Linked DNA regions of Homo sapiens: region 1 is linked to region 2. Evidence: chromatin loops called from intact Hi-C (ENCODE). Cell type or tissue: HepG2. All regions are shown on one strand. Links, peaks and the distances in the headings refer to the core of each region. The heading gives the core; the rest is flanking DNA. Region 1 overlaps KLF9-DT (KLF9 divergent transcript). Region 2 has its middle 70 kb from the start of MAMDC2.

Region 1 (16,258 bases), core at 4,031-12,030, 510 kb after region 2:
TGGCACCAGGATTGTCTTTCATCTCCTTTATGAAGTTTTTATTGACTGACTCTCCCACACCCAGAATGAGCCACTCTATCCTGTCCAAATTTGATTGCACATATCTATTTAATAAGATGTGACTGGGACCTTTGGGAAGTCCCTGCTCACACCCTGTACCCACGTGGAAGCCATAATCAATGCTTCACTGCAGCCCACTTGCCCCCTTGCTACCTCTCAAGCCACCCCGAAAGCATTTCAGCTATGTGGATTTGACTGAAATGCTCACAAGGGAGAAAAGTGGAGGGCTTACACTGAACACCATATGGCCAAACTTTATACAAATCCCCGTTAAAAATCTTCCTTCATTCCCAAAGCCTTTTCTCCCACTGCCAGCTGCCTTATCTCCCCTATCCTTTCCAATCCTCCTCTCTCCACTCTCCTCCGGCTGCACTGGCTCCAGCCTCCTTCCACCCCTGGATTCTTCACCACTACCTCAATCCCATTTAGCAATTTAGTGCACTCACCCTTTCTCCTTCATTATCTGGCATGCTTGAAGCTTTAGGTTATGTTCATCAGATCTCTTTGAGATCAATCCCTCTTAAAAGACAAGGGTATTGTAAATAGGCAACACATATATTCTCCTCCTGCTAGAGACTGGAGCAACTTGAGGGCAAGAATCAAGCCTCATATACCTTTGCATCTCTAATGCAAAATATTTAAAATGTTTGTGAAATGAAGAAAGAAATAAAAGAATGTAGCCACCTATTAGAATCCATAAAGTTCTACTCTAATCATGGTTTTCTCCCGTTTGAACATTTTCTACGTCTTCTCAATTAATGCCTTGGCCTCAACTGCCATTTCTCCTTGACTCCAGCACTCTGCTCAGCAATGATGGACCTTCTTTCCCTTAAGCCCACACTGCATATTCTTTCCTTCAGGTGTTCCTTTGGGTTGTCCCTTCATGCCTGGAGTAATCTATGTCATTTATGAGGGTGATTGGTGGTGGGTTACCATCACCCTATTGAAATTGAAGGTGGATGTAACTCGTCTGGTCTTGCAGGTCCAGCCAAATCCTTCCCACTCTTCAAGACTCAACATAGGCCTTACCCCTCAGGATACTTCATTGAGGTCTCTAGCCCAGGCATGAATCTCTGTTGAGTCCTTGGGATATATATAAGCCTTGAAAGCACCCACTCTAAGGGCACTTAGTTATTTGGCTTGCTCTGTTGTGGAATGTGGGGGATGAGGCTTTGAAGCCATTCCTCTTCTCAGACTATGGTCATTATTAGGGCTATTCACCAAATTTTTCAAGGTTTCCTCCACTTCCAGACTTGTGGTAGGTTTGTATATAACTTGGCATTGTGTGTGGCCGATTTGCTTTGGCCAATGAAATATGAGCAGAATTGGCATGAGTCCCTTTGGAAAAGAAGCTTACAGGGGAAGAAGTGTTAAGAGCTGGTGAGCGATCGACCACACTTTCCTTCCCCTGGCATGGTGATTAGCAATGTTTGAGATATGTGGCAGATTGCCCATTAGACTGGGTCCTCGGGTGAGGACCCAGCTGATTCACAATGGGCATCTGGTGAAGGCAGTAAACATACCTTTTTTTCGTTAGGCCATTCAGATACAGAGGTTATTTGTTACTGCAGCACAACCTATCCTATTCAGACAGACTATAATTTCCTTGAGGGCAGGAGACATGCTTAACTCACCTTTCTATCCCCTATAGAACATAGTAGAAGATCTTGTGGATGTTCAATAACTATTGCTGATTATGTATACTGAGATAGGGTAAACTACATGAGACTGGAGAGTGGGACTTGGTCTCAGAACTTCAACTTGAGATCTCAGTCTCTAAAAAATCAAGATAAATATACAAGATGATTCTACCTGTATTCTAATAAGAGTCTCTGGAGCACAATTCTGAAAAACATTTTCTTTTGAAAAAACTTTTTTAAAAATGAAAGAAGATTCTTGCATACAGGGAGGCAGAATAGTGTAATCAAAGGAATCTGGGCTTTCAACCTTGGATAGACTTGGGTTTAAGTGCCAGCTCTGCCATGTCCATGGCTGCATGATCTCGGACAAGTTATTTAAGCTCTTTGAGTCTTGGTTTCTTATCTATAACAGGGATGATATCAACACCTACTCTACAGGATTACTGTGGGGTTGAAATGAGAGAATGTATGTAAAGTACTTGATACATTATGTGTGATCAACAAATGTCATTCTGTTAGGTCTTTGCTCCCACCAGGTGTGTGTGGGTTGGTGCAAACTCTTGCTTAATTCTCTGAGAACTCCCCTTCATTTACTCCTTCTGAGATCTTGGTTACATGCCCAGTCCCTGGATTTATTTAGCTTGGTCCAGGTCAGATCCTTAAGGTTTTGCATTTACTGCCCCAGGCACACTCTGGCCTGAGAAATTCCATCTACGACTGGCTGGAGTTGGCACTAGCCCTTGGCAAATAACTTCAATTGGGAGAGAAGTGTTTTTGAGACAGGCTCTTTGCTGCCAAAATTTTAAATAGGGCCTTCTGTGAGGGAGGTCTGGTCAGGGAAGTGAAGGGAGGTGATCTCCCCAGGGAAGAAAAAACTTAAGGCCAGGCATGGTGGCTCAGGCCTGTAATCCCAGCACTTTGGGAGGCCAAGGTAGAAAGAGCCCAGGAACTCCTCAAGACCAGGAGTTTGCTTGAGCTCAGGAGTTCGAGGCTAGCCTGGGTAACGTGGCAAAACCCCCGTCTCTACAAAAAACTAAAAAATTAGCTGAGCATAGTGGCGTGCACCTGTGGTTCTAGCTACTTGGGAGGCTGAGGTGGGAGGATTGCTTGAGCCCAGGAGGTTGAGGCTGCAGCAAGTCATGATCACTCCACTGCCCTCCAGCCTGGGTGACAGAGTGAGACCCTGTCTGGAAAAAAAAAAAAAAAAAGAATTTAAGATATCCCAGTGACCAGTTCCAAGAAAGCCCCACCTGGGCCTGAGCACTGGCTCTAATGACAGGCGATTGATTACTCTTTGAACTCTGGGATCTGTCAGTGATGGTGGCAGGGGAGTCTGCGAAATTATCCTCAGTGACTGACTCCTTGGGCCACAGGCTGGGGCATGGTGTGGTGGTCCAAGGGCTTGTGTTCTACTGGACTCTTGGACCTGTGAACTTGTGTTTAGGGGTGGAAGTATTGTCCCTGACTAAGTCCTTGAGGCCAGCTCCCTCCTCCTCTCCCATGTAGCTACAGCTGTGGTGTGGCATGGCCAACCTCCCCAAAGGTGCTTGTGTAACTTGTTTTTCAAAGTCTTGGCAGGAGCTCTGGTCCTGAAGTGAGAAAGGGAAAGGGTGTTTACATTCTGGAAGAACAGTTCTGAGAAGTGTCTCACATCAGGGCTGTCCCTGAACAATCCTTGTTCCCCAGTATCTCTGGAAGCTTCTTTTCCTATGGGATGGCTGGTCACAATCATAGAGATGATCTTGGACCTAGAGGAAACAAGCTTGAACATGACAGAAGGTAGGCAGTGAGGAAGCGCTGGTCTGCCACCCAGGGTTTGCTGCCCTGTGTAAACTGCCCTCCCTGGAAAGGTGAGGAAGCTCTCCAGGACAAGACTGTTGTTGCCCCAGTGCCTCCTGCCGTGCCTGGAATAGAGCACAGGGCTACAAACAGGTGCTCCATAGACATTCACTAAGTAAATAAATTGTGAAAATACGTGGGCAAGAAAACATTTCAGAGGTCACATTGGTGCAAATTCTTAATTGACACCAGGTTAACAGCTTTCTCTGAATAGTACTTACATTAATAATAACAATGGTTACTATTTATTAAATACCTAGTGTCTGCCAAGCAAAGGGAGATATTATTTCCTTAAATCCCACAATAGTTCTACTAATAGGTAGACTCTCCCCAGTTAATAGCTGACAGCGCAGAGACTCATGGGCACAAATCTGAGAAACTTGCCTGAGGTTCACCCAACAAATTAGGATTCAAAGCCACTGCCTAGGAGGCCCTGATTATCCTCTTTCTGTTTCTCTGTGAGGCCCCTCTGTGCCCTGCTCACCTCCTGCTGGTCTCTGCTCCTGCCACAGCAGCGGGGAAACAGGAACCTTTAAAGAAGGCTGAGGTGCAGTTCCATCCCTCCTGGGGCGGGCAGTTGTGCATTCTTGCCATTTTTTTCCTCTTGCAAATAGGCTTGAAGTCAACGTAGAAAGGGCAATGCAAAAGCAGCCCCGTTCCAGATGTCTGCTTTGTCATACTTTAAAACACCCACCCATATTCAGGCCTGTCCATCCTTCATTCTGGCAGCCCTCCCCTCCCGCCTTGCCACCTGTCTCCATACACAGCTTTCCCTTTTCCTGTCCTTCCTCTTCTGATGGGTGTGAGGGCCAGATTTCACTTCACTAGAACAACCTTGCTACTAGTATTATTCTAGGGACAGGCCCTGGCACAAAATAAACACTCGATAAGTATGTGTTGAATTGCACTTTAAATTCTAGACAAAGGAGGAAAAAGCTTTGGATCCAGAAGAAAATAGAAAAGCTGGGAGTGGGGGTTAGGGTAACAATGAACTTGATCCTCTATCCCCTCTTTCCTCCCTCACTGCCTCCCTCCCTAAGCCCGGGCAGCAATGTACTTAGTATTACTGCTGTCATCTGATTACAGTAACATCCAAACAGATTGAAAAGCCCCAATCAATGCCAGAGCTGAAGTGCACACGCAGGGGGTTGTTCCCTTGGAAATGTTGCAGCTGTAATTACTCTCCAAAGAGAAAAATCTAAACAACTTTCTTGACCCTCTGGGGAGAGGAAGTAACAATTGAACTACAAGGGGCAGAAAGTCATTTCTGACGTACCGTGTGCGTGTGTGTGTGTGTATGTGTGGGTCCCCACCTTCGCAGTGTACTGTCCAGAGATCGTCTTTGACAGCCCTGCATTCAAACGCCGGGCTGTGGGTCGGCGGCGTGGTGCCTGCTGCTGCCGCCGCGGCAGCTGAGATCATGCTGTTGATCTTGTTTTACACAGAGCAGCCCAGCCTGTTGTGCCAGTACAGAATGTTCTCTTCTGTGAACTGAGTTTGAACTTTTCCAACCCACTTTGTTTGAGGAACCACACAGACAAAGAGGGAAAAGACAGGGAAGATAACCCCCAAATCGTTGAAATCGTGGTGATCTCTCGGATTTTGGCCTAGACCATTTGCTTTTTCGCTACTCAAAATTGACCATCCCAAGCATTACACTTCCTGAAAGAGCAAAGCGCCTGTGATGTCCGTTTTCTAAGACAGGACTTGGCATCAACTTTGGAAATTAACGAGTCTGTCACTGTCTCTCTTCAATTTCTTTTTTTCTTCTTAGGTGTTCAGGGAGTAACGGTAATAAAAGTTATTTTCCTTTAAAGGAAAGGTAAGGCCCCTTGTGCTGGTGACTTCTCTCTCAGTTGTTCAAGCTATTACAATATTCCAAATAGTGTTCCCAGTTTGCTGTTATAACTGGAAATAATTGATTGTAAGGATTTTGGGTCACTGGCCTCCATATAAATGACCAATGAGAAAAGCTGTTAATGCTTGGTAAAGTAAGGTGGTTGGAAATACCTTTTCAAAAACCATCCTCATATAGCAAGACCCCATCTCAAGCAACAACAAACAAACAAAACCCACAACTTTCAAGTTAGATGAGGTCCACAGGAAAAAACAACCAAAAAAACCAAAGCCATCTTCACCTAGTCATAGGGTTGAGTCTCCAGTTGTTTAGGGGGTTGCTTGGACGATCTGAGTGGGAGACCTTTATAGCATAGACAGAATGGTGCAATGCAGTGATTTTCCAATGTACTATTATTAGTTTTTAATGATAGTGGATTCCTTTCTTTGGAGTAAAATTCACCAAACACTCACTGGTGAAGCAGGAAGAGCACAACTTTGAAGTGTGAGCTGTGGATCTGAAGTGTGAGGTGTGGGTTTGAGTCTCCTTCTACTTAGGGGTGCTCCTGTGATACAGGGAAAGTCACATCTTCCGAGCTTGATTGGTGAAAGGAGCATAAGGCTTGTCTTGTATACTTGCAGAGTCATCCGTAAGTGTCCAGTGTTATGCTGTTGCACCAATGAGAGATTTTTCTCCTAAATTCTCAGTTCTACCACCTGCTTCATAGTTTGGGGCTGCTGTCTTATGGTTTTTGCTGACTGCTGGTAATAAGGAAATCTCTAGAAAGGAGTCCTTACTCTGAGATGGGGCTAGTTCCCAGAGATTCCCTGTGACTTTTTTCTTTTTCTTTTTTTTTTTTTGGGATGGAGTCTCACTCTGTCGCCCAGGCTGGAGTGCAGTGGCACGATCTTGGCTCACTGCAAGCTTCGCCTCCCAGGTTCGCACCATTCTCCTGCCTCAGCCTCCCGAGTAGCTGGGACTACAGGCGCCCACCACCATGCCTGGCTAATTTTTTGTATTTTTAGTAGAGGGTTTCACTGTGTTAGCCAGGATGGTCTCGATCTCCTGACCTCGTGATCCACCTGCCTCAGCCTCCCCCTGTGACTTTTGTTGTTGAAAAGTCACGTGTCAACATGCCATCAGAATATTAAATAGTTCATTCATTCTATAAATGCCCCCCTGAATGCTTGCTATGTTTAAGTTGGTGACTGGAATCTAGGGGTTGAGAGATGAGTAAGATATGTTGACTGCCTTCAAAGACTTTATTGTCCAGTGGGAGAGGCAGAAATACATACTCACACACATGATCCATAACATAGTATTTAAAATGCAAATGACATCTGGGCATGGTGGCTCACATCTGTAATCCCAGCACTTTAGGAGGCTGAGATGGGAGAATCACTTGAGCCTAGGAGTTCCAGACCAGCCTGGGGCAACATAGTGAGACCCCCATCTCTACAAAAAATAAAAAATATAATATTTATAATACAAAGGAGGTTGATACATGCTCAGTAGAGATACACATAATAAACTCTGATGGTAGAGGAACAGGATGAGGATTCTGATACGAAGTTGAGGCAAGAGTAAGCTAACAGTAAAGAAAGGAATTATAGTCTTTGTCGTTAATAGAATTGCATGGTATATTTGGGTAATGATAAGTAGTTCTTGTGGCTGAATGGTTGGTAGAGTTATGTGGGAAGAAGCAAAAAAAAAAAAATAGATTGAGCCTAGATCAGGGATACCCACGTCCCCCTGTTGTGCCCCTTGCTAACCTTTCTTCCTGAATTTGAATGAAGCCTCAGAATTCTTCTCAACATAGTTCTCAATGAATCAGTTGGGATTGGCACTTGGGATGGAATCATTTGTCATTCCTGACTTGGGAGTTAAATCCCATGCTTACATATTTTATTTATTTTGGTTATTCTTGGGAGTTATTGCATGTTATTAAGACCAGAATGATATGAGAGAATGACACGATTCAGTCTGTTTTGGTGAGGTAGCTGATGGCCATGGGAAGGATCCATGGGAAAGGTGAGAGGCTGGAAACAGGGAGACCACTAAGAAGATATACAAATCATCTGAAATAGTACGAGTGGGAGGGAAAAGTAGACTGGACAGATGAGGCACTGGGACAGATAAATGACTCAACTCAGCAATGACAGAGGGAGAAAGAAAACTTGACCATAACTGAATTTTCTCACCTGGGTGACTGGATATGGTTTGGATATCCAAACCGTATCTGCCCAAATCTCATGTCGAAATGTAATCCCCAGTGTTGGAGGTGGGTCCTGGTGGGAGGCAATTGGATCATGGGGTCGGATTTCTCAGGAATGGTTTAGTACGATCCTCTTGGTACGGTCTTCACAATAATGAGTGAGTCCTCACGAGATCTGGTCATTTAAAAGTGTGTGGCACCTCTTCCCTCTCTCTGGCACCCGCTCTGGCCGTGTGATGTGCCTGCTTCCCTTTTGCCTTCCACCATGATTGTTTAAGCTTCCTGAGGCTTTCCCAGAAGCCGAGCAGATGCCAGCATCATGTTTCCTGTACAGCCTGAAGAACTGTGAGCCAGTTAAACCTTTTATCTTTATAAATTGCCCAGTCTCAGGTATTTCTTTATAGCAGTGCAAGAACAGCCTAATACAGTGACTGCTAGGAGAGAGGAGCCAAGAGAAGGAATACAGGACCAGGGTCTTTTACTTCTCTTTTTATAAAGGGAAAATAATGAGTTGGGTTTCAGACAGGTTGAATTTGAGGGGTCTATGGGACATCCATGGGGAGAATTCTAGCCATCATTTGGAAATACATATCTGGAGTTAAAAGCCAAAGAGGTAGTTCAGGATTCAGTCACACAGAGGAACCAATGGAAGCCTTGGGAGTAAATGCTATCACCTAGGATGAGAGCCACACAGGGCATTTATAGGCCTGAAAAAGGACAGCCAGGTTAGACCTTGAGAGGTGCCTAATGAACACCAGAGGAAGAGAATCTGAAAACAATTCCTAACAATGTGGAGTGTCGTTAGTTAAATCCAGACCTCTACTTCTGTGTCTGATTCTTCTTTAACATAGAGCAATGACTCACCTCAATGTGGCCTGTTGGTGTTTGAGAATGAACAACACAGGTAGCTTTCTCCTGTACATCATTTATGGGAGTGTTTCTCAAGATCTCCTGATAGTTGACCATGACTCACAGTGAGAAATATACTTTATTTTGGGACCAACAACATACATGTCTATATAATTATTTAAAGCAAAGGGCTTCATGAAACAATATCTACCTGTATCTTCTGAAATTAATGCAGATATGTTCTGTTTTATTTTATTAAAAAAATGCTAGTCGGGTCCCACTAAGTTGGTATCACAACCACTAATGTGTTTCAAACCCGTAGTTTGAAAGACACTGGGTTGAGGGACTGTGGTTTCTGGAAGTCCACTCTCCCTCTAGTGGTCGATATCTTTCAGGACAGACTCAGCTCAGCCTGAGGATCAGTGGAGAGGACTTAACCCCATCTCCAAAGGCCTCCCTTATGTGTTGGGATTTTTAGCTTTGGGAGGAAGTTTAGGTGAGTCCTACCAACAGGTTTACTTGTGATGTTCCCAGATGCAAATAATAATAATAGACTTTTATTGAGTCAGGCCCATTATATACATTATTAACACAATTAGTTTTAATACTAAGCCTCTGAGGGAAGTTCAATTATACTTTCTTTTTGCGGATGAGAAATAGCAAGGCTAAGAGAAAGAACTTGCCCACGATCACACAGCCAGTAAACGGTGATGCTGACATTCAAACTCAATCAGTTGGTTTGCAGAATCCAGTGCTTAATGCTATTCAGAAAACGTTCTGAAGAGTTGGACAGTGAGCTGTATCTTCCTTGGTTCACCCATGCTTCTGTGCCATGCCTTGCTAAGAGACTTCTGTGTCATTTAGCAAGGCGTAGTCTTTGCACCGTATGCTTTAGACCCTCTCTATGTGTAGCTTCCTCAAGTTTGAAGTTTCTTGGATAATCAAATATCTGACATGCTATCATGTCAGGAGCCAGGACAGGCAGGAGAGAGAAAGAGTAATGGGCAGGCAGGGGCTGCTGAAAGGGCCTCTGAAGCTGGGCTGGAAAAGGCAGTCTGAAGGGATGGAGTTTAGACCCTCATTATCTCCACCTGGCAGCAGCTTCCCCACTGACACCCTGCCTCCGTGCTCACCCCTAAGAGTCCAGCCCCCTCCGTGTCTCCGCCAGGCTTATCTGTGCAAAGCAGCACTGTCATCATCACTCTCCTACTTCATGCTTCCTGCTGACACTGCAGCCTCATCTTGTCCCAAACTGAACTCTTCTCTCTTCCTTCAGTGCCAGCTTTTCCTTTCTGCCCCCTCCCAGCATCTACAGGATACAGTTCTGGGTCCTCAGATGGCCACCCCAGACTCATGGTGGGCCCTCCTACCTTCCTCCACTCCTCTCCCATTATTTGCCCACGTGAAGCCCAGCCTGGCAAGTTTTCTCTCTGTCCCTGGATTCATGGTACTTGTCTGATCTCAGTGCTATGCCCACATTGTGACTTTTCATGGAACGCATTCCCCTCCCCTTTTCTCCCCATCCTTCAAGACCCAGTTCAGGCCTTACCTCTTCCCTATGGCATCCCCTCATTCCTTCCTTTATTTTTGCATCTTTGCTTTTATAGTTTACATTGATCATATCACCAAATACTGTGGAATATTTAAATAGTTCATGTTTTATGCTCTCAACTAGATTCATTCATTGATTCATTTTAAAACTATTTATTCAATTGCCTATTAAGTTTTGGGCACAGGAAATTTAAGGAGAGTGAGGGTAAGAATAGGTGTCATAACTCCAGGATCCACAAAGTGGGCCAGCACCGTCAAGGCAGTGGAGAGCTGTTGTTTTTAACCCTTTATTTCCATTCTCCTGGGAAAACACCCTGATTTTCTTTTGGTTACTCTATTCTAAGTCTTAGTCCTTGTGGTATGAGCAGCGCTGACCTTTCCTCCTTGAATGAGAAGTGGGCATGAGGCCGAGGCCTGGCCCATGAGAGAACTGCATTCCCTGGTCACAGATGTTGGTTCACAGATGAGTCTGTGACTGTGGCTAGGCCAGTGAGAACTAGCCCTGGGCTCTTGCTAGAACTGCCTGGGCTGTTAAGCTGGTAGGATGTGATCCTGGAGCTCTGGCAATTATTATTCTTATTTTATTTTTTTGACACAGGGTCTCATCTGTTGTCCAGGCTGGAGTGCAGTGGTGCGGATCTCAGACCACTATAACCTCTGCCTCCCAGGCTCAAGTGATTCTCATGCCTCAGCCTCCTGAGTAGCTGAGATTACAGGTACATATCACCACACCCGGCTGATTTTTAAATTTTTAATAGAGATGGGAGTTTCATGTTGGCCAGGCTGATCTCAAACTCCTGACCTCAAGTGATTCACCTGTCTCGGCTTCCCAAAGTGCTGGGATTACAGGTGTGAGCCACTGTACCCAGTCTCTGGCAATTATTATTACCACCACTGGGAGAGGGCCTGCCTGAAGATGAAGCCAACATGGAAGAAATCCTGAGAGTAAGGGAATGGAAAGCAATTGATTCTGGATAACAGCTTTTGAGCACTTCAATCCAGCTAATACTATACCTTGAAGCCAATACATTCTCTTATGGGTTACATTGATTTCTGTTGAGCTTCTGTAAGTCACAGCTAAAAGAGTTCTAATTATTGCAGTGTGTGCTTCATGCTCTATAATTATCTGCATCTGACTTGAACCTGTTCCCCTGACCCCAACTAGCCTAGACTGATTCCCATCCCAATTGAGGTTGGGTTGAGGGGCAAGATTAAAATAAATCTGGCCAGGCATAGTGGCTCACACCTGTAATCCCAGCACTTTGGGAGGCCGAGGTGGGCAGATCACCTAAGGTCAGGATTTTGAAATCAGCCTGGCCAACATGGTGAAACCCCGTCTCTACTAAAAATACAAAATTAGCTGGGTGTGGTGGTGGGTGCCTGTAATCCCAGCTACTTGGGAGGCTGAGGCAGGAGAATCGCTTGAACCTGGGAGGTGGAGGTTGCAGTGAGCCGAGACCACACCATTGCACTCCAGCCTGGGCGACAAGAGCAAAACTCCATCGCAAAAATAAATAAATAAATAAAAAATAAAAAATAAAATGAGCCTGGGGATGGAGGGACGATGAAGAGAGGTTGGTTAATGGGTACAAACATACAGTCAGATAAAAGAAGTAAGTTCCAGTGTTTGATAACACAGTAGGGTGACTATAGTTAACAATAATTTATTGTGTATTACAAAATAGCTAGAAGATAAATGTTCCTAACACAAAGAATGATAAATACTTGAGGTGATGGATATCCTAAATACCTTGATTTGATCATTACATATTGTATGTATGTAACAAAATATCACATGTACCTCATCACTATGTACAATTATGTGTCAAAAAAATAGTTTTAAAGAAAAGATGAAAGTAAGTCAATGGCTTTAGCATGGCTCTGGTCACAGACAAGTGCTGTTTTTTTTCTCCGCATTGAATCCTTCCCACAGAGCCTGGGGCCTGGTGCTGATATCCTCTTAGCATTCGGGGTATACCTGGCACTCCTGTGCTGGCTCATGTCAGCCTTTTATATAAATAGCCTGTATTGCATCTCTGAAAAGAAGGACAGGGCGCAGTGGCTCATGCCTGTAATCCCAGTATTTTGGGAGGCTGAGGTGGGTGGATTGCTTGAGCCCAGGAGTTCCAGACCAGCCTGGGCAATATGACAAAACCCCGTCTCTACTAAAAACACAAAATTAGCCTGGCATGGTGGCGTGCACCTGTAATCTCAGCTACTCTGGAGGCTGAGGCACGAGAATCACTTGAACCTGGGAGGACGAGGTTGCAGTGAGCTGGGTGCGGGCCACTGCACTCCAGCCTGAGTGACAGAACCAGAGCAAGACTCGATCTGACAAAAAAAAAAGAGGATAGGATCCTCATATTGAGCAAGATTTATAGTAATGTGCTTATAAGCCTGTAGTGGGCTTATAAACAGTAAGTGGCTGTGGTTAGGTTACAACAGAGAAAGGAAAACTTACTGTAGTCTTCATTTTAATAATGCCTGTGCATGAGTAGTGGCTTCTGAGTGTGTGTTTTATTTATTCTCTGATAAATTCTTACAAATCAATTGGCATATATTTAATAAGTACCAGCTATAAATTAGAGACCAAACCTTTTTAGTCATTGCACAGCCCTAAGCAGTAGCTGCTTAATTCATATTTTTGGTAATTAATTATGCTTCGCAGCCCTCAAATTATTTAGAGATATGATCGAGCAGAGGGAGTACAAATTTTTGGTTTCCAGTAAAGTACTCATCTTCACCCCTGGTTCAAGGAATGACCCAATATTCCTAAGCTAGTGGTAGGAATATTTTCTTTCCCTCCAGCATTTAGTCTCAGATTCTTGGAATGTTGTCAGTCTCAGAAGTCAGAGGTTGGGGAACATTTGAAAATGCTGTTAACAGAACAGATTATGCCTTGAACTAAATCACTTGTATGCCTCACCTTAAACGTTCCTAGGCTGCCCGGGGTGACTTCTTGTGCCTGCATTTAGTCTCTGGCTCAGGCTACACGTGGACACACCCTTGGATTAGCCCCAAATTGGAGCTTCTCCAGTTGAAGGTGTCCCTCTTAAGTGCTTCTGCCTGGTGAATATTTGGAATATTTCAGGTGCCCTCTCTGGCCCCTTTTACTTAAATCTTTCTGTAATAAAATCATAATAAAATAACTTCAGTGACCTTCTGCTAAGGAGCCCTAGAAACAGCTCTGGTTAGAGGCACTTCCAGAAGTAAGACCAGCCACAGTTCTTTATGGGGGATGAGTTGGGAAGGGCCATCTTATCAGAGAATATGATTTAATTACAGCTGCTTAGGAGCGAGACTTCCCATTCTGGCTAGTTCCTATTAATAAAGCTTAGAATCCTGAGACAGAACAACACCTTCCTTCCCCCAGATATCTCAGGAATCATTAGACTTTAAAGATCCAGCAACAATTTTATTTTTCCTCTAGTTGGGAGTAGGGAAGTGTGGCACTCACCTTCCTTTCTCCACTGGGGTTCAGCAGACACTGATTTTATGGCAGACTCAAAGGCAGTGTTCTCAGCCTTGGGGCACACTAGAATAACCTGGGGGCTTGAAAAACTATTGAGGTCAGGTGCTCACCTCTCAAGATTTTGAATTACGTGGTCCGGGCTATAACCTGGCATCGGGATTTAAAAATCTTCCCAGGTATTTATAACGTGCTATAGTTGTTTGATCTGATCAGGTCCAGGAAAAGAAAAAAGCTAAATCCAGACTTTGCTTAAACAGATCATCATTGCCTAAAATTGTTTTTCTATATGCCAGAGAATATGGAATAATAAGAAATATGACTTTGTAATAAAGACAGCTGGAAAATTCTTTTGATTGTTTTTTATTGTAATTGGGGAGAGTAAAAATCTTGACTTTGGCTTGGCCTGGTGGCAACTGTAATTCCAGTGCTTTGGGAGATGGAGGTAGGAGGATTGCTTGAGGCCAGGAATTTGAGACCAGCCTGGGCAACATAGTGAGATCCTGCCTCTACAAAAAAGTTTTAAACATACCTCTGTCCTGTCAAGATATCTTCCCCAAAGTGAAGCAAGTTTGAAATGAGTGAACATCAGCAAGTACCACCATTCTCAAATTTCCCTGCCTCCCATACTGTCTACTTGGTTTTCCTGTTTTGTGTGAGGAGTTACTAGAGTTGTAGCATATTACAGTAGATAGGGAGTGTTGATATCCTTGATTGTGTTCTCTTCAATTTGCAGGCAAGGAACCGAGGCCCAAAGAGTTAGAGGATATGCCCAGGGTCACATGGTCAAGTAGTGGTTGTAATGACATTCTTGATTTTACCCAACACCTAGTCCCTATTTCTTTCTTTCTTTCTTTCTTTTTTCTTTTCCTTTTTTTTTTTTTTTTGAGATGGAGTTTCACTCTGTCACCCAGGCTGGAGTGCAATGGCGTGATCTCGGCTCACTGCAACCTCTGCCTCCCGAGTTCAAGCGATTCTCCTGCCTCAGCCTCCTGAGTAGCTGGGATTACAGGCGCATGCCACCACGCCCTGTTAATTTTTGTATTTTTAGTAGAGATGGGGTTTTTCCATGTTGGTCAGGCTAGTCTCAACTCCTGATCTCATGTGATCCACCCACCTCCACCTCGGACTGCCAAAATGCTGGGATTACAGGCATGAGCCACTGTGCCCGGCTCTCTAGTCCCTATTTCTTTCTTCTCAGCGGAATCTCAGTTTGGGGTTCTATTCCTCTTATTGTGACTCAGAAGAAGCTGACACCATTTGCAGCTCCAGTATAGATCTTGGTTAGTCTAAGCCAATGAATGAATGTCATTCTCCTGCCATCTGCTGTTGATCTAATGGTGAGTACATGACCCAAGATGGATCAGTCAGACTGAAGGGGACGACTTATTTCCCATGCTTGAAGGAGAAGATTCTTGTTCTGTCTCTTGCATAAACCTCCATTGCCACTGGGAGCCATCTTTTCACTGTCAGGGGTCCATCTGATGCAGGTGTCCAAGCACAATTAGAGCACCGCTCAATGTCTACTAAGTGAGGTGTAATTCTTAGTACATTACACAGTTGCCTCACAATGTCTAGCAGGCTAGGCTACTCCATTGGGCATCTGGGCAAAGCGGCGTTCCTTAACTTTTCCAGGCTGCTGAGGAGAGATGGTGATTAGCCATATCATGGCACTGAGGGAATTTCTGTGCGTTAGTCTTTGGCAATTAAACCTTATGCTGTTCCCCAGTGCTGTGAGTGGCATTGCCTGTATCTGCATAAGACTAGCAAGACAGAAGAAGAAGAAACTACCTGACTCAGCCAAGTGACAGACAATGCAATTTTAGTTGCCTGGTGACACTTTTAGTTGCAATGATGTACTTTTTGTTTCAACTTGAGCTGCTTAAATAATAAAATATTGGCTCAAGTAAATAAAAAGTACTGGAGTGTGTGCCTAAAACCAGAGGTTCAAATGATTTCACGTGTACCCTGTCTCTTGGCTTCCCTATCATCCACATTGCCTTTCTCGCATTCCACATGGGGGCAAGACGGCAGCCAATGACTCCAGACACACCTTCTTCCATGCCTAAGACCAATGGAAGAGAGTCGGGCCTCCCTCCTGTCTCAAGTACTGCAAGTGTCTCCTCACCCCTCATGGGCTCTGGTTGGATTGCATGCCCATTCCTGAACTAGCCATTATGGCAATGCTTTGAATTTCCAGGCCTCAATTGCCTGTCTCTCCCCAGGCTGAAGAACATAAACGGAGATCGGCAGCATGTCCCCAGAGGAAAATCACTGTTCTGTTACCGAGGAGACAGGAAAATAGGCTCTGGCTGTCCAAGCTGATATACCTAGAAGCTTTTCTGAATGTGTAGTTTTTTTTTGTTGTTGTTGTTGTTTGTTTGTCTTGTGCAAAGAGCAGGGAATTTGCAATCAGAAGACTGAGATTTCAGTCCCAACTATCTGAGTCTCAGCTCCACAATTTTTAAATGGGAAAGGCTATCTTTACCCAGTTTGAACCTGGTATTGCTCTGAGGCTTGAATGAGATTCTGGATAGGAAAGTGTTATTTAAAATGATAAGGGCTAAACAAAAAAGAGGGATTGTTGTTATTACTATTATCATCTTTTCTGAGTTTCTCCCACTCATACTTTGGCTATGTGCAAGGTTCTCTTAGGCAAGACATGAAGATTAAATGCAGCTAGGCACAATAGCTCGTGTCTGTAATCCTAGAACTTTAGGAGGCTGAGGCGGGCAAATCACTTGAGCTTAGGAGTTCGAGACCAGCCTGGGCAACAAGGCACAAGAATTGCTTGAGCA
Region 2 (16,258 bases), core at 3,410-11,409:
GCTTCACTCTTCTCTGTCTTCCTGTAGAAGACAGAGAACTAACTTCCTCTGCTTTTCTGGTTCACTTTATGGAAAACTAGTCTTCCAACAGCTTTTGAGTCTAAATATTATTGTTGTGACTCTCCAGGGAGATCTCCGTCACACACCCACACCAATTCCAAATTCCTAAAGAAGAGACTGATTTCCCAGTCTGGGTCAATTGCCCAACCCAGACCCATCAGCGATGGCCACGGCATTAGAAAAGTTCATATTGCACGAAAGGCTATGTAGAGCTCCATAGCTATGACCATGAGGATGGAGGTGTGAGGGGAGAAGTCATTGGAGAAGAGGGAATCACTGTAAACTGGAGCAAAAACTCAATAGGCATTCATTTCATGAGTTGGTTTGGGATGGTGTATTTAACTATGAATGACACCTTAGGACTTTCCACGGCACCATGGAAGTAGATAACTGTACAGTGGTTGCTCTGCTCAGACAGGCTGACCGTTGTAACTCCAGTCACATTTCTTATGAGTGTGATATGTTCTGCTTGTTTTGAGTAACATTAGTAGTAGTCACCTCATCAGAAAGTTATTCACTGAAGTTTTAAAGAGGCCAACTGAAGCAGCAATAGCTTTTGATGGTGAGCTTGAGAAAGAAAAAAATTCTGGGAAAAAAGGTGTGGGATTTCCCTGTTTAATTTAATGCCACAAAAGCCCAATATTAAGGTTCAAATTGAATAAAATTTGTGTCCTCCATGGCCAACCTTGGAGGAAGATTATCCTACAAAGGTCAAATGGCTGGACTTTGTGGATCTGAATCTTGTCTTCTATGATCTCTCCTTTAAGGATCCCCTATGATTTTCTATTGTTACCACCATTCTGTTTGGGATGGGTGAGATCTGCTCAATTTTTAATGCTTCAGCTCAATGATGAACACATGATTTCCCAGAACATTCCAAAATTCAGTGGTGGTAAAGCTGGGACATTCAACAAGACTGTACTAAACATCAAGAGAAATGAGATAATATAGTTTACAAAACACAGTCACCTCTTATGAACATTTGAAACAGTGTGCTTTCCATTTATTTCTATTTTTGTATTTCTGTCCTTGCTTTCACAGTATTGAAGAGTGTAAGGAGCACATGCAGAAGAGCACTGTGGGCTCCCTCCACACTCAAGTTACTAGGCGATGGGGGAGAAAACCTGTCATCAGAGAATGGCCAGGAAGAGTAGCCCTCCCTGTCCCATGTGGTTTCTGCCATTATGTGTGTGTGTTTTAAAATCTCTGTGAAGTTCACTTATATCATCGCACTCATTGTTAATGCTGCTGTAAAAATTTAAAAAGTGGCTTAACACAAATGTATGTATGTATGTATATATTTATTTATTTATTTATTTTTTGAGACAGAGTCTTGCTCTGTTGCCCAGGCTGGAGTGCAGTGGCACAATCTCGGCTCACCACAACCTCTGCCTCCCGGGTTCAATTGATTCTCCTGCCTCAGCCTCCCAAGTAGCTGGGACTACAGGCACACACCACCACGCCCGGCTAATGTTTGTATTTTTAGTAAAGATGGGGTTTCACTGTGTTGGCCAGGCTGGTCTTGAACTCCTGACCTCATGATCTGCCTGCTTTGGCCTCCCAAAGTGCTGAAGGCGTGAGCCACCGTGCCCGGCCTTATTTATTTATTTTTTTTAGAGCTAGGGTCTCACTGTGTTGCCCAGGCTGGACATGAACTCCTGAGCTCAAACAATCCTCCCACCTCCTCAGCTTCTCGAGTAGCTAGAATTACAGATGTGTGCCAGTGCACCTGGCCATCTCAAATGTATTATCTTGGAGTTCTGGAGGTTAGAAATCTGCCACGGGTCTCACTGGGCTAAAATCAAGGTGAGGGCTGTTTTCCTTTCTGGAAGCCCTAGGAGAGAATATGTTTCTTTGCCTTTTTAGCTCCTAAAGGACATCTCCATTCTTTGACTGATGGTCTCTTCTGTCTTCAAAGCTAGCAATGCTGTATCTCTGGGCCCTTCTTCTGTGGTCACATTCCCTCTGACCAGTGGGAAAGGCTCCCAGATTTTGCTAACTCGTGTGATTGGGCCCATCTGGATAACTCAGAAAAAATACCTCATCTCAGGGTCTTTAGTCACATCTGCAAGGTCCCTTTTACCATATAAGGTAACATATTCATAGGTGCTGGGGATTAGGATGAGGACATCTGTGGAGGGCCATTATTCTGCCCACCATGGTTGTGCAAACCACTTTTGAGTGGAAGAAAAGAATTCTATCTGAAACAAAAAATGACTGCAACATCTTCTGCTTTCTAGGAAGGGGATGTAATTCTTCAGGGTAGATTTTTTTTTCTTAATTTTACTTTTCTTAGGAAAACACTATGATGCTCTCGAGGTCTTTTTAGTGGTGAAAGGCAAAGCCTTCCTGGGCTTGGATAAGATGGGACTTGTTTAGAAGGAGAAGCAAATTGTTCCAGATAATAAAGTATCAGGGACTTTGGGAAGCTTCACAGAAACACACACATCCAATATGCATCATGATCCCCGGCCACTCGTCTACATGCTGAAATTAAAGAACTGCTAATTTAGACTCCAGTGAGACTGGAATTCTACAATCCCTCTTTTTTCATGATCTTTTATAGGAGCACTTCTCTTGACCTTCTTACTTTAGGTTGCCCACATGCAATTTTACATCAAGGAAGGCATAAAGTGAGGCCTTTGCCTTAGCTTAGGGTTTACAGAGATTCTTCCTATGCCCTGTTCCAAGGGGAAATCTCCCACCCACTGCCTTGCAGGTTTTGGTCAAATATTAAACACAAACACACAGACTACTGGGGACATGGGGAAGGGGAACATGTTAGTGTATTAGTTACTTCTTTGTAGCTCATAATTTTTGTTTTATGAATCGGGGAACATTTTTCTCTCCCCAACTCCTGTGATCCTACATCTTTATTCATGCAGTTATCCCTCCTTGGAATATCCTCCTTACTTCTACCATCTACCTGAATTCATTCATCTTTTGAAGGTCTGGTTCAGGCCTGGGCTTCTCCCTCTATAGCATCCTCTGTTTGTACAAGAACAAGTGATACACTCCCTTCTTCGAACCATGATTCCTCTTAGCATACCACTTCTCACTTCGTCATCAAAGATTTTTCTCTCAGCATTTTGGGAAGCCAAGGTAGGAGGATAACCTGAGGCCAGGAGTTTGAGACCTGCCTAGGCAACATAGCAAGACCTCATTTCTCCAAAAAACTAACAAAAAAAATTAGCCAGATGTGGTGGCTGGCACCTGCAGTCTCAGCTACTTGGTAGGCTGAAGTGGGAGGATTGCTTGAGCCCAGGAGTTCGAGGCTACAGTGAGCTATGATTGCAACACTCCATTCTAGCCTGGGTGACAGTGAGTCCCTGTCTCAGGAAAAAAAAAAAAAAAAAAAAAAGCAAGGAAAGAAAAAGAAAAAAAGATCCCCCCCATCTTTTTTTTCTTTTTAAGGAGATATTTTGGGGGGGTTTCTGAGTGCCTGAACCATGCCTTATGCATTTAAATTTTCATGGTGCCTGGCACACAGTACATAATAATTGTTGGCTGTAGTAGACAACTCTTATTTTCTTTGCACAGAACATTTTCCTTTGTCTAAAAATAGCGTTCCTGCCATCATGGAGAGGGGAGAAAGACAATAAGCATAAGTATGTAAATAATATTATAGGCCAGGTGCGGTGGCTCACGCCTGTAAGCCCAACACTTTGGGAGGCCGAGGCAGGCAGATTGCCTGCGGTCAGGAGTTCGAGATCAGCCTCACCAACATGGTGAAACCCCGTCTCTGCTAAAAATGCAAAAATTAGCCGTGGGTGGTGGCAGGCGCCTGTAATCCCAGCTACTCAGGAGGCTGAGGTGGGAGAATCGCTTGAAAACAGGAGGCGGAGGTTGCAGTGAGCCAAAATTGTGCCATTGCACTCCAGTCTAGGTGACAGAGCGAGACTCCATCTCAAAAAAAAAAAAAAAAAAAAATTAAAAAAAGGATATGATAGAAAGCAATGTGTGAATAGAGAAAAAACTAGCATGAAGCAGGATAAGAAGAACTGTGAGTGCCAGGGGAGGGAAACAGGCTGCGATTTTAAATGGGATGGTCAGGGTAGGCCTTGCTGAGAAAGTGAAATCTGGGCAAGGACTTGAGTGAGGTAAGGAAGAGAATCCTGTGGCTATCTCAGGGAAGGATGTTCCAGGCACAGAGAACAGCCTGCCCAATAGCTGGAGTAAGAATGGGCTTTGGTATCCTTAAAGTGGAGCAAGGTGAGCAAGTGGGTGAGAAGTAGGAGATGAAGTCAACAAGTCATTAGGTGGCCAAGATCACCAAGAGCTTTGAAGGCCTCATAAGGCCTTCCCCTAACTCCTGTCCAACCAGGTGGTTTCAGAGGAGTCTCCCTGTCTGAAGTGGTCCTTCCTCGCTTTTATCCAATTGTGTGGCTCCCCATCAGTCACCATTATTTAGTCCAGGGGTGGATAGAGGACTCTGTCTATTCCAAGCAGAGTTCTTCCATAAAAGTGTAAATCTGAAAATGGAAGGAAAGAGTCAGGATCTGTTCCAGATACTGCAGATGGGCTCTCTCAGCTCCATTACAATCTCTTGTAACATGACTGCAAATTACAGGAAGGAAAGTTAAAGAACAAGGCTTAGTCAGTTCAGGCTGCTGTGACAACTGGGTGACTTAGATGACAAACATCTCTTTCTCATCATTCTGGAGGCCAGAATTCTGAGATCAGGGTGCCAGCATGGTTGGGTTCTGATGAGGGTCTTTTCTGGGTTGCAGACTGCTAACTTCTCTTTGTTTCCTCACTTGGTGGAAAGAGGGCCAGCTAGCTCTCTGGCCTCTTCTTATAAGAGCACTAATCCCATTCATGAGGGTTCCACCCTCATGACCTAATTCCCTCCCAAAGACTCCACCTCCTAATACCATCACACTGAGGATTAGATTTCAACATATGAATTTGGTGAGGACACAAACATTCAGCCTATAATGAAACACATCACCCAGATTCTTTAATAGCTTGGTTTTTCTGATAACTTAATTGACCCCAGTCAATGCCCTTGAGAGATCGGGAAGGCAGAATTTCACATTGTGGGCTGTTTTGGGGCAAGTATGATACACAGACTTTTTTTTTTTTCTGTGACAGGTGCAGCTGAAGTCCCAGTGGTTGGTTCTTAGCTTTGTGGGTATCAAGAAGCAGAACATAGGCCATCCATTTCACTTGCACAGAGAGCAGCAGAGGCTTTCTGACTGTGGCAGGAAACTGCACTATTGTTCTGGAAGTCAGTCCAGGAATCTCAGCCTAATTCCTGCATCTCCAGCTCTCCCAGTGATTTTGCAAACACCTAATTGTAGAGTGGTGGAGGGAGCAGGAATCACTTGGTAAAGCATGACCCCTGGGTGTATGCTTTCTGCGTGAACTTGCAGGAGAGGTGGCTGTTTTCTGCAATGATTTAGCCCCTTACTGCAACATGAAATATGGGAGCTTTCAGTGTTTATGTTTCCTACTATGTGGAAATGCTCATTTGCAGAGAGACTGACTGAAATCAACACAGACTGAAGCATAAGGAAAGAAAGAGGAAGAGTTGAAGACCAAGTTTAGGCTATCACTACCCATGAGGCCCCATAACACACATTCCTCTCTCATCATTTTGTTATCCAACCTACCTTTGATTTTGAGATACTCCAACATCTTTACTATGAATTCTTTTTTTTTTTTTTAGACAGGGTCTCACTCTGTTGCCCAAGCTGGAGTGCAATGGTGCGATCTCGGCTCACTGCAACCCTCTACCTCCCAGGTTCAAATGATTCTCTTATCTCAGCCTCCCGAGTAGCTGGGATTACAGGCGCCCACCACCATGCCCAGCTAATTTATGTATTTTTAGTAGAAACGGGGTCTCACCATATTGGCCAAGCTGGTTTCGAACTCCTGACCTCAAATGATTCACCCACCTCTGCCTCCCAAAGTGCTGGGATTACAGGCATGAGCCACTGTGCCCTGCCAAATTCATTCTTTTATTTAAGTTCATTCAAGATGGATTTCTGTCATTAGCAAATCAACAGTTGAATTGAATTGTGGTGAAGAGTACCCTGATATTATTACTGGGTTATTACTTCTAAATCATTAGTTTATTAATTGTGTGTATTCGTCTCTTTCCTCTCCAATTTATGGTTACTTATTTTGATTGTGTAGAGTTTGAAGTAAGAAGGTCAAACTTAAGACGAAAGGTTAGGTGTGCTGTGATTCGCAGCCACAGCTTCGTCCTAACACACTGCCGGAAAATCACCTCAAATTAAGGGGCCTGCTGTTGGCAGGGTAGAAATCTATTTTTAAGAAGTAGAAGTAGCATATAAATGAAACACATATGGGTCATGAAGCAAACTTCTCCAGCTAAAACGGTGATGCCTACCTACAAGAATGCAGCTCTCTATCACGTGGAGGCAGTGCGCTGGTGACAGTGACAGCAGTTTCAAAAGTAGAAAGACAAGCCCCTTTTTCACTTAAACCCAACCGAGTCACAAACAATCCAAACGCCAGACCCATCCTGCCCCAACGTGTGACCTAACTGAAATTTCTAGCAAAATGTTTTTGTAGCCACCTAACTAGCAACTGTAAACTAGCACCCCCTAAGCCTTTCTCGTTTCCGCCACTGGGTGGCAGCCAGCTGCCAGGTGTCAGATCAGTGAGGAGACAATTTTCTTGGTAGGGGGAGAGTGCGGTCATCCCACGTGCCCTATTTGGGAGTGATCCCTCACTCATACCCCTTGCTGAAAGCATACACTTGGTGGTCTTGTTTGACCACAGAATCCCTTCCCCCTCTGTTACTCCTGGTCCTCAAATCCCTTGATCAGCCCCTGGAGCAGCCAATCATTGACTAGTCAGGGTCCCACCAGATTCGTTCTCCAGAAAGTAAAGTGAGAAAGGGGTGACCTAGTTGGTAGTGAAAGCTGGAGTTCAAAGATCTCATGGACCAAAAAGCAGAAGCAACGAAAGAAAGAAAGAAAGAAAGAAAGAAAGAAAGAAAGAAAGAAAGAAAGAAAGAAAGAATAAAGACTTCATCAAAATCAAAAACTTTTGTGTGTCAAAAGACACAATCAAGAAATTAAAAAGAACCCACAGAATGGGAGAAAATATTTGTAAATAATATATCCGATAAGGGCCTAGTATCCAGAATGTATAAAGAATTTTACAACTCAATAACAAAAAGACAAACAATCCAGTTTTAATCTTGGACAAAGGATCTGAATCGACATTTATCCAGAGAAGATAGGCAAATAACCAAGAAGCCCATGGAAAGATGCTCAACATCACTAGCCACTAGGGAAATCAAAATCACTACTTTATTCCCAATAAGAAGGCTATATATATATATTTTTTAAGTGAGTGTTAGTGAGGATGGGGAGAAATGAAATTTTCATATATTTCTGGAATGTAAAATGGTACAGCCACTGTAGAAAACAGTTTGGCAGTTCCTCAAAAAGTTAAAAAATATGAAAAAAAAAATTACCAAATATGACCCAGCAATTCTACTCCTAGAAATATACTCAAGAGAGTTGAAAATATCTGCTCACACATACGTTCATATATAAAAGTTCCCAGCAGCATTGTTCACAGCAGCCAAAAGACAGGGTTAACAACTCAGATGCCCACTGACTGATGACTGGATAAGCAGAGTGAAGTGAATCTATACAAGGGTTTTGGGCATAAACCTAGGAGTGGGATTGCTGGGTCATATGATATTCTATGTTTGACTTTTTGAAGAACTGCTAAACTATTTCTGGAAACTAACTTTTACCTGCTTCTTCTACTGCTTGAGGTACTGGATGGATGATAAAGAATATGAAATCAGCAGTCAATATTTGTGGCCATGTACTCTACAGTTTCACAGAGCTGTTTTCTTTCTTTTTTCCTTTTTCTTTTCTTTTTTTTTTTTTTTGGTACAGAGTTTCGCTCTTGTTTCCCAGGCTGGAGTGCAATGGTGCAATCTCGGCTCACTGTAACCTCCACCTCCCAGGTTCAAGTGATTCTCCTGCCTCAGCCTCCCTAGTAGCTGGGATTACAGGCATCTGCCACCACGCCTGGCTAATTTTTTGTATTTTTAGTAGAGTTGGGGTTTCACCATGTTGGCCAGGCTAGTCTCGAACTCCTGACCTCAGGTGATCCACCCACCTCGGCCTCCCAAAGTGCTGGGATTATAGGCACGAGCCCCTGTGCTGGGACACAGAGCTGTTTTTATCAGATAAGCTTTTACTGAGCGCTTACTGTGTGCCAGGTACTCTCCTAGGACCCAAGGACAAAAAGATTAGTAAGACAGTCCCTGTCTCTTCAGGACTTATAGTCCCAGGGTGGGGTATGGAACTGGACTGATTTAAATGGACAGAGAAGTGCGAGAGGCAGGGAGGTGGTTTATGCCTGGAGAGACTTCTACTCTAGTGGGGAGAGAGACTGAAATACACCCCCCACCGCCGACCTCCGACACACCCCAAACACAGGAATCATGTTGAAACAAGGATGGATTTTGATATAAATGAGGGTTTTTTGTTGTCGTTGTTGTTGTCTTTTGAGGCAGAGTTTCACTCTTGTTGCCCAGGCTGGAGTGCAATGGCGTGATCTCAGCTCACTCCAACCTCTGCCTCCCGGGTTCAAGCGATTCTCCTGCCTCAGCCTCCTGAGTAGCTGGGATTACAGGTGCCCACCACCACACCTAGCTAGTTTTTGTATTTTTAGTAGAGACGGGGTCTCTATTTGAGACCCCGAGGTCAGGCTTGTCTCGAACTCCTGACCTTAGGCGAGCCACCCACCTCGGCCTCCCAAAGTGCTGGGATTACAGGCGTGAGCCACCACACCCGGCAAATCATGGGTCTTAAGCCAAGTTTTGTTTGATGTAAAAAGAGGTGAGAATTCCAAAGATGAAGAGGCCCTCATTGTGTGGAGAGACAGATGCTGGGCTACAGCTCAGGGCACTGCAGTGTTCATGCCAGCTTGACCACTAGCTGACTGTGTGAGTATCTGTATTTCTCTGGGCCTCAGTTTCACCGATTTCAAAGGTAGAGAAGTGGTGTAGATAATCTCTGTGGCCCTTTGAGGTTTGTACAAGTTGCTTTTCCTACCATGGAGTAACATGGAATTGGGAGGGAAGAGAACCATAAAGCTTCTTCAGATGTTTTATAGGCTTTTTCTTGTGGAGGTTGTAGGACTGAAGGGATGTTCATGTACGTGGCTGGGGCAGGGGAAGGGGGATGAAACTTCACATATACCATCAACATTTGACTAAATGATCCAGTTTCTGCCACCCACTGCCCAGGTATGACATGTTTGTGCCTAAGACTGAGACAGAGGCCATGGAAACAAGGGCGTAGGGGGATCATATTAGGGAAATACAGCATTTGGAGAGAATAATTCATCATACTTATTGTAGTGTTCATAGAGGCAAAGCAGGGAGCAGAAGATGAACATGTCCTTAAGTGGCTGGAGCTCAGAGCCGACTCTGATCACAGGGTGTTGCCTCCACCTTTCCACTCCTTCAGTTTTGCCAGACTCACCTTCTCTCCCTGCATCACCTCTCAGCGTCCAGTCATTCTTTATTCTCTTAGTCTTTCAGTCCTTTTCTGACTCACCTAACATCCTATCAATTCTGAACACCAAGCCAGTCATGGCCCTGCTCCCACCAGCCCGCAAATGGGTGGCCTCTTGGCCTTCCCACCCTGTCTTTCACATCAGTGAGAACTCATCGGATTCCTCCATCCCTGACGTAGGTTACCTCATCCTTCTTTTTTGAACCCTATTTCTTGGAAAATTCTGTGTCTTCTTTTTATCTCAGCCCAAATCCCTGTAGTCATGGCTAGTTCCTGACACCTGCTCCTTTAACAATCCTGTATATCTTGCAACTTTGTCTCTCTTTATTGACATTTTCCAAATGATACATTTTCCCAAGTCTCTTTTTATTAAAAATAAAACAAACAAAAATGACTTTTTTTGGCTTGGGTTTAATAAACAGAGTAATGGTAATTTTAAAAAATGAATAAATTTAGTATTTTAACCCAGTCTCATGGTTGTTGTTGCAACTTGGTGAAACAGAACTTTGGATCTGGTTATGGAATGGAAGGACATATTTTGAATAGGAACCCCAACTCATATGGGCTTCATATTAAGAGGAACTGAAAATCCAAAGGAAGGCCGGCCAAAGGGAACCCTTGGTTTTATAGCTCAATGATGTTATCAAGAACCTGATTGCTTTCATTTTTTTGTTTCCCCTTCCATGGTGTCGACTTCATCTAAAACGAAATTTTCTTGTGGTCCTAAGATGGCTACAAGCAGCTCTATGGGCTTCCTGTTCTCCTCAGAGGCAAGAGAAGCTCCCTCCCAACATCCCCAGCAGGAGTCCTGAGGTTTTCTCTAAGTAGTCTGACTGAAGTTATGCGCTCACTGCTGAACTAATCACTGTGGTTATGGAGCAAATGTCATGGTTGCCATAATCTCGGCCACATGCTCTACTGCCAGAGCTGGAGTGCAGTTTAGGTCCCTGAAACTACATGGTTCCCCTAAACTAAGTCAGAGGGTTTGTCCTTTACTCATGTACTTCCAGGACCTGAAGGTTGGTTTGGACCCCACTTACTGACACATCTCTAGATCCATGTCTAGCTGGTGCTCTAAGCTTTCTCAGCCCCAGCCCTCCCACTCAACTTGAACACTAGATATTAACAAAGTGCCAGGTGGAAAACTCCAGAATTGTGCATGGCAGCATGTGTGCAGAGATGAAAAGACACAGAGAAGTGAGGAGGGGTGAGGACTGTTTGGTCCTATAATAGTGATGCGGTGATATCATGACTTTAAACTCTCCAAACATCTGCTGGGAGGCTCCTACTGCTAAAAGTGGAACAGCTGATTAGAGGACAAAGGGAATCGAGCTTCCACTTAATTCTGACCAAAAGGAAAGGCCAGTTGGTGAAACAGAAGGTATGGGAAGCATGGGAGGAAATGACTGATTCACCTTGGAATTTGTAATAGCAGAGAAACGGACAAATGGGCATGTTCAGACACATCCATTGGATTTTTTTTTTTTTTTTTTTAGTCTAAGAAAGGCGAAGTGAGCCCATAGTCAGTTTCTAAAAGGGACTATCACTTAAGAAGGATAAGTAGCTTTAGAAAAGAAATGCCTACTCTGTAATCTTGGGTTATTCTAATGAGAAGTTCACTGAGGAAACATTAAAGAAACTGAGTGTGTTTAGGGTACAACCAAACCCAGATTTAGAAGGAACAGAAACAGCCGGCTTGATGGCTCATGCCTGTAATCCCAGCACTTTGGGAGAATGAGGCGGGAGGACCACCTGAGGTCAGGAGTTAGAGACCAGCCTGACCAACATGGAGAAACCCTGTCTCTACTAAAAATACAAAATTAGCCAGGCGTGGTGGTGCATGCCTGTAATCCCAGCTACTCGGGAGGCTGAGGCAGGAGAATCGCTTGAATCCAGGAGGCAGAGGTTGCGGTGAGCCGAGATCATGCCACCGCACTCCAGCCTGGGCAACAAGAGCAAAACTCCGTCTCAAAAAAAAAAAAAAAAAGAAAAAAGAAAAAAGAAAAAAGAAAAAATTAAAGAAAGAACAGAAACAGAATCTGGGAGGAAAGCCACACGTAGTGAAGGCTGAGTGTAACATGTGTCATTCATGGCTGAGTGACACAAATCTGTGCAGACGCAGCATCCCAAAGGCTAATTGTAGATAAGTTGACACTTGTATCTTTTGTAGAGATGAGGTTTCGCCATGTTGCCCAGGCTGGTCTCAAATTCCTGGGCTCAAGTGGAAAATGATTGCAAAGAGGGAAGGCACCCAAGATGGAGCTGGGCACCTTCTAATTTTAGAAGGGGTGTTATAGTAAGCACAAACTTAGTATTAAATTGCCAGTAAAATTTTTGATTAGATTACTAAACAAGTGGGTGGTTTTCAAGCACTTAGAAAAGTAGATAATCACCAGAAACACGTGTAGATAAACCAAGAATTATCTCCAAATAAGGTGACTTGGGTTTAAAGTCATTAGGCTTATTATCAGGAATATATCTGTATCCTGCAAATAAAAAATTTAACAAATCTTTAAATAAAACATCCTATGATAATTATGCAGGCAAGATAAACAAACATAGGCTGGATCATCAACAATTTATATGGCTGTTGATTTAATGCATCACAGCCATTTTGAGAAAAAAGTAGTCTTCCCTGCTATCTTTGGCAAAATACTATTAAGATACTTTTAATTAAACAACATAGATGGCTAGGTAAATAATATCTTTATTAGATTTGTGGATAAGACCATGTTATTATGTGAGTAAAATGAATTAGTATTTTAAAGATCTTCCCAGGTTGGAGAAAAATGGACAGAAGCTAGTAAGGTAAAGTTGAAAAGGGACTTATGCAAAGTTTGGCATTAGGTTAAAATAAAATTGCAACAGTACTGTATAGCAGCATAGAATGACAGGAATTCTGATTTCGGAACAAAACTATACTTGGCAATTTTAGTTGATGATGAATGGCATTTGAATTAGGAAGAGTGTAGTCTAACTACAATTTAACCTTGGGTTGCATTTTTGGAAGCCAGGCCTTCAGATCTGCCCTGGTCCGCCTGCTGCTGGAGTTGATGCCCAGTTTTGTTCAGTACACAACATGGTGTAATCTGACGGGTGCTGGAAGCCATATCTGCGATTATGGGTCCAGGAGATATAAACACGCAGGATGTCTTCCAGGGCCAATGAACAGACCTACTGGTGAGAAGAGAGGGCTCTTATTGGAGAATATGTGAGAAAACCATATTGGCAGGATGGGCAGAGGCAGATGGTAAGGCTAGGCTCTTGAATTCCCAGTCTAAAGATTGTGAGCCTTACCTCTTAGACAACACAGAGGTTCCAAGCACTCATAAGTGGGATGAGAGAGTGGATGAGAGTTGTACTTTGGAGGATAGATCTGAGATTTTAAATGTTATGGAGGCAATGCAATGGAAAGTCGTGGACTGGGTGGATAAGTGTTTAGGATCTGAAACCAGGACTGGGACAGAATGCTGGTCTTCAATTTCCTGGGCATTTAACTTTGGGCATGATTCTTTACCTCTCTGTGCCTCTGTTTTCTCATCTGTAAAATGTGGATAATAATATTATCTACCTTATTAAGTTGTGAGGAGGATTAAATACATTAAATATATATGAAGTGGGGCCAGGTACAGTGACTCATGCCTGTAATCCTAGCACTTTGGGAGGCCAAGGCAGGTGGATCACCCGAGGTCAGGAGTTCAAGACCAGCCTGACCAACATGGAGAAAACCTGTCTCTACTAAAAATACAAAATTAGCCAGGAGTGGTGGCGCAGGCCTGTAATCCTAGCTACTTGGGAGGCTGAGGCAGAAGAATTGCTTGAACCCAGGAGGCAGAGGTTGTGGTGAGCTGAGATTGCACCATTGTACTCCAGCCTGGGCAACAAGAGCGAAACTCCATCTCAAAATAAATAAATAAATAAATAAATAAAATATATATATGAAGTGCTTAGAACAGTTCCTGGCACATTGTAGTGCTCAATGAACGCTAACAGTGGCTATGATTACAATTCAAACCTGGAATGAGCAGGCAGTAAAAACTAGAGAAAGGAAGGAACAGCTGCACAGAGTGTAATGAAGGCAAAATTCGGAGGCCTTGCTGCTTACCTGGAGATAGCTCTCTTGGTCTCTTGCATACGTCTCAACCTTTGCTCTTATCGTGCTTGCAAGGTGGTGTCTGCATGGTATTCTACATGGCTACCTTGCTGCCCAAGGTCTTCCCCTTCACCCATGCCCAGAGTGAATTCCATAGCCATTCAGCCCTTACCTGACTTTTCATGTGTACATGTGTCTCACTCTACCCAATTTCAGGCTTGTTGAGGTCAGGTACTGTTGTACATGTTTCCTTTTATCGCCCGCAACATCTAGCACAGTCTCTTGCATGTATGCCTGTTCCAAACTGAATTTTGTTCATGCAGGAATGGCTTAAGTTAATGAGGATTCTAAGTTCCCAAGCTCGTGTTGGGGAAATGGTGGCACTTGTGATGAAAGAGTGAAGCACAAGGGAGAAGTCCATTAGCTTCAGAAGTTATGGGTTCAGTTTTGGGATATAATGAGGTTACCAATTATGTGGGATTAGGTTCAAAAGGCACTAAGGCAGCAGTATAATCTAGACAAAATTGCCTTTAAGTTCCTTAAATCTCAATGTTTCTCAATAAGTGATTTTAGTTGTATTGGGTCTAGTCAGCCTGTCATAAGTTGACCATGGATGAAACTGGTGGTTTATGTTTTGGGAAACATGCTGCACCAAAGATTATGCTTTTCTGGGTGTATAAGGTGGTGGTGATGGTGCCCTCTGTATTTTCTCAAAGTAGGCACTATGAAATTACACATATTCACATTATAAATGACTGGACTCTAGTATAATTATGTGGCATCCAGGTAGAGATGTCTAATGAAAGTATGTGAAAGATTTAATGCTTCCTGGCTCTCTGAGATTTTTCTTTCTTTTCATAGTTATAACCATTGGGGGAAATCACCCATCATTTGGCAAATCTAAATAAACAAATGGCCTTGAAGATGACATTCACTGCAGAGTTGGGCTTGAAAGTTGGCACAGAGGTGTAGGGAAGGATGAGTTCCCTCCACTCTTCAGTTTTTCTTTCTTCCCCATCGTGATACCTCCACTTTCTACACTATCCCAAGTACCCACACAGGGAGAGGAAGCAAAGAATATTCTGGAAATGCTTTTCATTCCTTCAGCAGATGTGAACTATTGCGTCAACCAATGGTTTCATAGACTGGGATAAAAAGACTACTATCAGCCTAACATTGTTTGTGTATAACTATTCATAGTTATAAATCAGAGTGGACATTTAAAAACCATTAATTAACTTCAGAAGGAAAAGTGAAAACCAAAGTGCAATGTTTTATTTTGCTAAACTCAAGAAACAATTTTAATAACCCCAATGAACCTAGAATCCAGCAACTGAGTAACAACCCGTTAGGCAGAAAATATGTCTCATCAAAGGAACAATCTAGCCATGTGTTGATGGTCAATAGACAATAGTTGGCTGATAGAAATTAGCCATGAGCAAATCCTAAATATGAACGCCATGGAGTTTTCACCTCAAATGCCCGAGAAAGGTTGCCTTGTTTTGTTGATATTGCTGTTAAGGAAAAAGAAAATCATGAATCTGGATATCCTTCCTCCTAATATTAACCATCTGCCCAAATGTAACCTGCTTATTTCCTGGCTGACATTCGGTTTTTGTGGCTCTTTCTTTTCATGGTGATTGTGAAAATCCCTAATGGTGACTAGTGCTCGCTAATGTAATATGGGACGGTCATTTTGAGGCTGGTTTCCAAGTTCTTCATCTGTAAGTCCTCTTCCCCCAAAATTCCTTAAATTCAAATATTGCAACTCCAAGAGGGTGGCCAGGCAAACCCACGTTCTTTGTGAAAACCTCCCAAATGAAATATGTTTTGAACATTTTTTAGAAGGTTAGAAAGGAAGAGTTGAGCAAAAGGACGCAAGGCCAAGGTCAACTATCTCTCATTAAAGGGAAAAGGGGACTTAAGGCTGTTTTCCAGGGTCCCCCCCAGGAGCAGAGAGGAATCTCTCCTCTACTAATAGTTAGCAGCTGTTCAAACAGAGGTGCTAACCTCAATTGTCTTAACCAAAAGTGGTTGAAAAATAACGTTTAAAAGAAGTGACAAGGTGCTATCTCTAAGTTTGAAGGATTATGCAGCAAAGGTTGGAATAGAAAAATAGGAGGCTCTCAAAGATATTCCTCAAACTTTAGCTATTTTGCTCAATCTTGGGCTTTTGTTGGATCTATTGTCTGTGTGGATCCAACATACTATTTGAGAGAGAAGTTGTCCTGACTTCCATGACTCAAGTGTGTGTTGCATAGGTAACATTGGGGGAGAGTCTAAGAGAGTTTGGAGAGAGATTCATATTTAGCCACATCCTCAAGGCTTTCTCATCAGCCCCAAATCTGACTGAGCCTTAAATCATTAAGCTGAAAGGAAGAGTTAATTTTCATTGGGCCTTGTTTTCATATGAAAGATAATTACAAATAACTGCAGTGAGATGCCTGGTGAGGGTTCCTGTTGCATGGTTCCCAGGGAGGGGTAGATTCAAGTTACTCCTATTTGTCAGTCAGTATTTTTCATTTACCTATAACCTTTTCTTATGAATTAATTCCAAGTGCTCTGTTGAAGGCTTCTCCGG

The links. Hi-C counts contacts between places; a loop is a spot of excess contacts. Peaks named below come from ENCODE experiments on the same cell type or tissue, not always from the same donor. Only the 100,000 strongest peaks of a DNase experiment are listed, where the experiment ranks them.
Region 1: a loop joins it to region 2, with 9 times the contacts of the local background. A loop is called at or near these places in 3 of 110 quality-filtered maps.

The regions. Positions count from the first base shown.
Region 1 is chr9:70,475,902-70,492,159 of GRCh38, forward strand. All of the region lies in intron 3 of KLF9-DT (KLF9 divergent transcript), which reads left to right. Among named protein-coding and RNA genes, the nearest start is that of KLF9, 69 kb to the left of the region's middle. RefSeq lists an enhancer at 9,472-9,778. In HepG2, for the core only: a CTCF peak has its summit at 8,821 (motif pointing left); a DNase peak (open chromatin) is centred at 8,820; H3K4me3 peaks cover 381 bases; H3K27me3 peaks cover 2,150 bases.
Region 2 is chr9:69,965,434-69,981,691 of GRCh38, forward strand. No RefSeq gene overlaps it. Among named protein-coding and RNA genes, the nearest start is that of MAMDC2, 70 kb to the right of the region's middle. In HepG2, for the core only: a CTCF peak has its summit at 6,665 (motif pointing right); a DNase peak (open chromatin) is centred at 6,678; H3K27me3 peaks cover 1,301 bases.